Linked DNA regions of Homo sapiens: region 2 is linked to region 1. Evidence: chromatin loops called from intact Hi-C (ENCODE). Cell type or tissue: Caco-2. All regions are shown on one strand. Links, peaks and the distances in the headings refer to the core of each region. The heading gives the core; the rest is flanking DNA. Region 1 overlaps SHQ1 (SHQ1, H/ACA ribonucleoprotein assembly factor). Region 2 has its middle 140 kb from the start of PROK2.

Region 1 (2,800 bases), core at 12-2,511:
ACTTCCCTACTCTGCTATTTTTGCAGAGACTAATGCCAAGAGAAAAGTGAAAAAGACCAACTAAGTAATGTATGATTGCATGTGGGTACCCACCACCACCACCACACACATGCAACTCTGCTGGGGGCATCCCCTGAATAACTGATCACCACCAGTTCTACTCTAGACAAGAAAGACTGATGCTTTAATGCAGTTTACTCAGCACAGTCATCTATGGCAACATGCACACATACATGCACTTACATTCTTCTCTCCTTCAGTGACACGGGTTTCATAGCAATATGCCAGAAGGATATCAATCAAACTGTAGCACACTTGACGACAGGCTCTCTTGTCCAGCAGATAAGATTTATTGACAAATTTTCGTAGCTGATACTTCTCTTCTTCAGAAAAAGACACTAGAAGAAAACGCATTTAAAAACTAGATGTTTCATTCAGTTTTGTAAAACTCCCAATGGAAGATTTGTCAAAATTAGAACTTTGATTATAGAAACTGAAATAAAAGTTCTTTCTACTTAACTATGGATATATAAATAACTTAAGTAGACTTCACAGTTTTAGTAAGAGCTATGAGTCTGCTCAAATTCTAATAGGGCTGAATAAAGAAGATTTTTCTAAATAATACCTATTCCTTAATTCCTGACCCTCCCTTTTTTGCTACACTGTTCTGTACTTAAGACGTCTGAATGCCAGTTACTGTCTTTAAAATTAAGATAATACATTTTGACAACAGAAAGTGCTAAATAAAGCACACTGAAAATATTCGTTATCCATTTTGAAAGTTCTATACCAAGAAATAGGAATACTCCCAGATATTAATCAATTAAAATTGTTAAATTTAAATTTAATTTAATTAGATTAAATTTCAATTCAAATTAATCCATTAAAATCTCATATTGTTTACCATATAAATCAAGTTTTACATATGACCACATCACATACGTTAGACTTGTGGGAAAAGATTGTTTCTTTACAACACAGTTCCTTTTTGCTTTTCTTCTTCTGCTTGGCACCTTCTCGCCTCCTGAATATTCGTCAACAGCCTCTCACACACTGAAAATCTAGTATATACCATTCCATAGTTTTCTCTAGACATGTAATCACATACAGACACACAAGCATACCTACTAGGGAGTTTATACTTCCTACACCCTCCCTCAACCCAAATAACTAGGTCATTTTTCTCCATCTAGCCCTTCTCACTCAACAATACCTCTGGCAAATCCCTAAAAGTCAACTGGTGTGTAACTAATTTTTGTAAAGGAGTATAATATTCCAAAATGTACCATGCTCTGTCCAATCACTCCCCCTACTGATGGGCACTCACTTTGCTTCTAGTTTTCTGCCACTGCTAATAATGCTGCAATAAATATCCTTATCCTATGTCCTTGATTATTAGAGGCTTTATTTCCATAAAGTAGACTCTCGAGACTGTATTGACTGGGTTAAAAAAGTATCTGTTTTAGAAAGACACTTTACTTAAAGGCTACAATAACTCTCCTTTCTCACAGTCATGAATAGAAGTTCCTCTTCCTACACATACCTCCCACCTCCCCCTGGCAAGAAATGTAATAGCTTTTTTACAATCATTTCCAGGTTAATAAATTGAGTATAGTAGGCAGAATTCTAAGATGACTTCCAATGAGTCATATCATTATGTGGGGATGGAGCTTGTGACCTGCTTCTGTCCAACAGAATACGACCAAGGCAATGGGACAGTCATTTCCATGATTATATTCCATTATTAGCAGACCAAAGCCAGGGACTCGCCTGCTAGTTTTGAAGAAATAAGATGTCACATGGTGAAGTGAGAGAGCCTGTGAGAAGGCTATGTGGCAGGGACCTGTAGAGGCCTCTAAGATCTAAGAGTGGCCCCCAGCTAACAGCCAGCAACAAAGTAGGGGCCTCAGTTCTATATCTGCAAGGAACTAAATTCTGCCAACAATCATGTGAGATTGGAAGAAGACCTTGAGCTCCAGGAAAGAACACAGCCTCCAACATCTGTTTTTTAAAAAAATAAGATGGATATCTTTGGCTACAGCCTTGCAAGACCTTACACAGTGGACCCAGCTAAGCCTGGCCCAACTTCTGACTCATGGAAACTGAGATCATGAATGTACACTGTGTGAAGCTTGTGATAATTTGTTATGCAGCAAGAGAAAACTAAAACAGTGACTTATCATTGTTATTTCACTTAGTATTTCTCCAATTGCTCAACTTTAAGCACTAGTTCCTTGGTTTGTAGGCAATCTGGATTTGCACTCTTATGAGTGACCCATTCGAATGTGTTTTGTCCAGTTTTTTTCTATTGGATGGCTTGTCTTGTCAAATTAAGAATCCTGTATATTATAGATATAAACCCTAATCATCTTTCCAAAGCTACCATATCTCTACTGACTTTGTTTATGGTACCTTTTGCCATTGAAACACTTATTTTTCATGTAGTCAAATATGTCCATTTTTTTTTTAAGACAAGATTCTGGATTTATAGCTTTAGTTAAGGTTTCCCCAATCCTTGAATTGTACATGAAGTCTCTTTAAGATTAAATTTATTATCCATTAAGTGGAGGTACAGCATCATAAACAAAGGTCCTCATCCTGGTCTTCATATTGAGTAGGCTGAGGAATAAGAGGAAGAGGAAGGGTTGGTTTTGCTATCTCAGGGGTGGCAGAGGCAAAAGAAAATCCCCATATAAGCAGACCTATGCATTTCAAACATGTTTTGTTCAAGGGTCAACTGTATTTAATTTAAAATTTACTGGATTTAATTAATAAGACAGATAAACTGAGTGTTGACTGC
Region 2 (2,800 bases), core at 67-2,566, 890 kb before region 1:
GACTCCCTGGAATAAGTATTGGGAGAGATTTCCTTGCAGAGCATTAGGGGAGGGCAGGTTCCCATGTTTGGGGTGGAATAATGACTTTTTGTTATTTTTAAGGATCTTAAAATATTTTATTAACCTCATAGTGTCAGGCCTCTGTGCCCAAGCCAAGCCATCGCATCCCCTGTGACTTGCATGTATACGCCCAGATGGCCTGAAGTAACTGAAGAATCACAAAAGAAGTGAATATGCCCTGCCCCGCCTTAACTGATGACATTCCACCACAAAAGAAGTGTAAATGGCCGGTCCTTGCCTTAACTGATGATATTCCACCACAAAAGAAGTGAAAATGGCCAGTCCTTGCTTTAAGTGATGACATTACCTTGTGAAAGTCCTTTTCCTGGCTCATCCTGGCTCAAAAGCTCCCCCACTGAGCACCTTGCGACCCCCACTCTGCCCGCCAGAGAACAACTCCCCTTTGACTGTCATTTTCCTTTATCTACCCAAATCCTATAAAACGGCCCCACCCTTATCTCCCTTCGCTGACTCCCTTTTCGGACTCAGCCCGCCTGCACCCAGGTGATTAAAAGCTTTTATTGCTCACACAAAGCCTGTTTGGTGGTCTCTTCACACAGACGCGCATGAAACATAGTGCCTGACCTCTGTCACCAAGTGAGTAGTCTGTGTTTTGATTCCCAAGCCTAATTCAAACAGGTAAACTTACTAAAATTACATTTGGTCATCACTACAGTGTTTTCTCTAACCACTTCCCAAATTCGCCCTTTTTATTAGTCATACAGTAACCTGTATAATACATAGCTTATGACTTGTCTTTTTGGTCCTATGAGTGGCCATACCTGTCCCCGAGGAAGGAAGATACATAGTTAGGTGGAATGTTTGGTTCAGTGTCCACCTGATTGTTCAGCCTATGGATAGATCGAGGCCTAAGTGTTCAAGCCACTTCCTAAATGGTCTAGGGCAGTTCCCATGGCAACACCACCTCATTGACATAACCGGGTTCTCATTTACCAGCCTACAATCCAGGTGAGCTTTCCTGCCACCAGGTGGAGACTGACTCAAATCTATAAACTGGGATATTCTCTGCATATCCAAGAGGCAGATCATTTGAGAGGGAAAAAGCACACAAAGATAGGCTAGTGATTCCCAAACATGACTGCTCAGAGGTACCAAAGGGGCACTTGAAATATACAGATGGCTGCCTGTAGATGACATTAAAATTATTGTCTTGCTGAATGTGATCATTGCATTTGTGATGCAGAGTGATTTGCTTTAGAATATTCAGGCACGAATAAAAAGAGGGTTAGTCCCCATGGAAAATAATGTCATATGCAAATTAGGTAATTAGAGAGCATTTGCTGTTTCTAAAGATGTGGGCAGGGCTTAGGGAAATCAAAAAAGGGTGAAATAAGCAACACTAGGGAAACCACAATTCTTAGACCTGAAGTGTCAAGGGGCGGGAATCGTTAAGACGCTATGGACAGATGCAGGCTGCCAGGGAAGGCTGGCTGCCTTCAGCTGTGCCCTGGGGTGGAGGGACATAGCCATTGCCAACGCCCAAGGAAGGGGGAGCCAGAGAAATGCATGGCCCAACCTTGCTCTCCTCCTAATTTCCAGTCCCTGCTGGAGACAAAAGGCAAGGGAACCTGGTGAAAACAGTTGTTGAGTTCATCCTTCCTGAGGCTCAGAGCAGGGTATAGTGGACCTGCTCTGGGGGTGGCGAATGAAGAACAGCCTGCATAGGATAGATCAAACAAATACAACAAAGCCTTGGTGACTATTGAAGCTGGCCAACGTATACTTAACGGGGCCATTGCCTTTCTTAGTATTGAGTCTATTTGTACTTTTTCATCATTAAGTTAAAAGCAATGCAGATTCCCAGGCCTGACTCCAGAACTAGCCAATCTGAATCTTTATGACATGGAGCCCAAGAATCTGGGTTTTTTAAAAAAGATCCTCAGGTTTTAGCCTCTCATCTAATCCAAGTTTTTTTTTTAACAGCAAACTCTGTAAAAAGAAAAATTGAGTCCCTGTAGAAGTGACTTGTTCGAAAATCACAGAGTCAGCGGTAGAGATTGGACAGAATGGAAGAAACCAGTCCCAGAAGAGTTCTTAGTAACAACGTCAGAGGCAGCAAGAATACTATGGCTATTATAGCCACGTTCTGAGCGCTCACTGTAAAGAGTTTAAAACAAGGCCCAGTGCATAAAACTACTCAACAAATCATAGCTGTTATTCCTACAAGTTGTTTTAAGTCTGGACAAATTTCTGAGGTCGCTATTTCCTTTTTTCTTCCGTTTCAAACAGATGAAGAAACTGAAATCTAGATAAGCTAAGCCCCTTCCTGGGTGTCACTCTAGTTACTAGGTTTTGGACACAAGCCTGTACAATTCCAAAGCCCGAGCTGTTAATGTGGTTTGTAGGAGAACACACTCTCTTCTGAAGTCTAGACTATGTTGGTAGCACCATCTTCACTTTGCTTCTCCAAGTCCCTCTTTGGGCTTGTGGGTCTGTAGTATTATTGCATCACGCATCACTTTTCCTACACAATTGGAGCAGCAGTGAGACTTTTCTAAGTTCCTCGAGGGCAGGGACTGAGCCTTCATAGAGCTAGCCAGCCTCAGCATCCTGCAGTGCCTTGCACCCAGTAAACACCTAAGGGACGTTTTTTTGTTGACTAAATGAAACAAAGTAAAGTCAACCCTTAAACATGCACAGTAGGGCCAGGCATAAAGGCTAATGCCTGTAATCCCAGCACTCTGGGGAGCTGAGGTGGGAGCATTGCTTGAGGCCAGGA

The links. Peaks named below come from ENCODE experiments on the same cell type or tissue, not always from the same donor. Only the 100,000 strongest peaks of a DNase experiment are listed, where the experiment ranks them.
Region 2: a loop joins it to region 1, with 17 times the contacts of the local background. A loop is called at or near these places in 17 of 110 quality-filtered maps.

The regions. Positions count from the first base shown.
Region 1 is chr3:72,816,987-72,819,786 of GRCh38, forward strand. It overlaps SHQ1 (SHQ1, H/ACA ribonucleoprotein assembly factor), which reads right to left. Exons shown (of 11, transcript NM_018130.3): 7 at 244-398. Among named protein-coding and RNA genes, the nearest start is that of SHQ1, 30 kb to the right of the region's middle. In Caco-2, for the core only: a CTCF peak has its summit at 1,280; no DNase peak of the experiment used is centred there.
Region 2 is chr3:71,925,342-71,928,141 of GRCh38, forward strand. No RefSeq gene overlaps it. Among named protein-coding and RNA genes, the nearest start is that of PROK2, 140 kb to the left of the region's middle. RefSeq lists enhancers at 1-414, 415-1,282, 2,481-2,800. In Caco-2, for the core only: a CTCF peak has its summit at 1,046; a DNase peak (open chromatin) is centred at 1,020.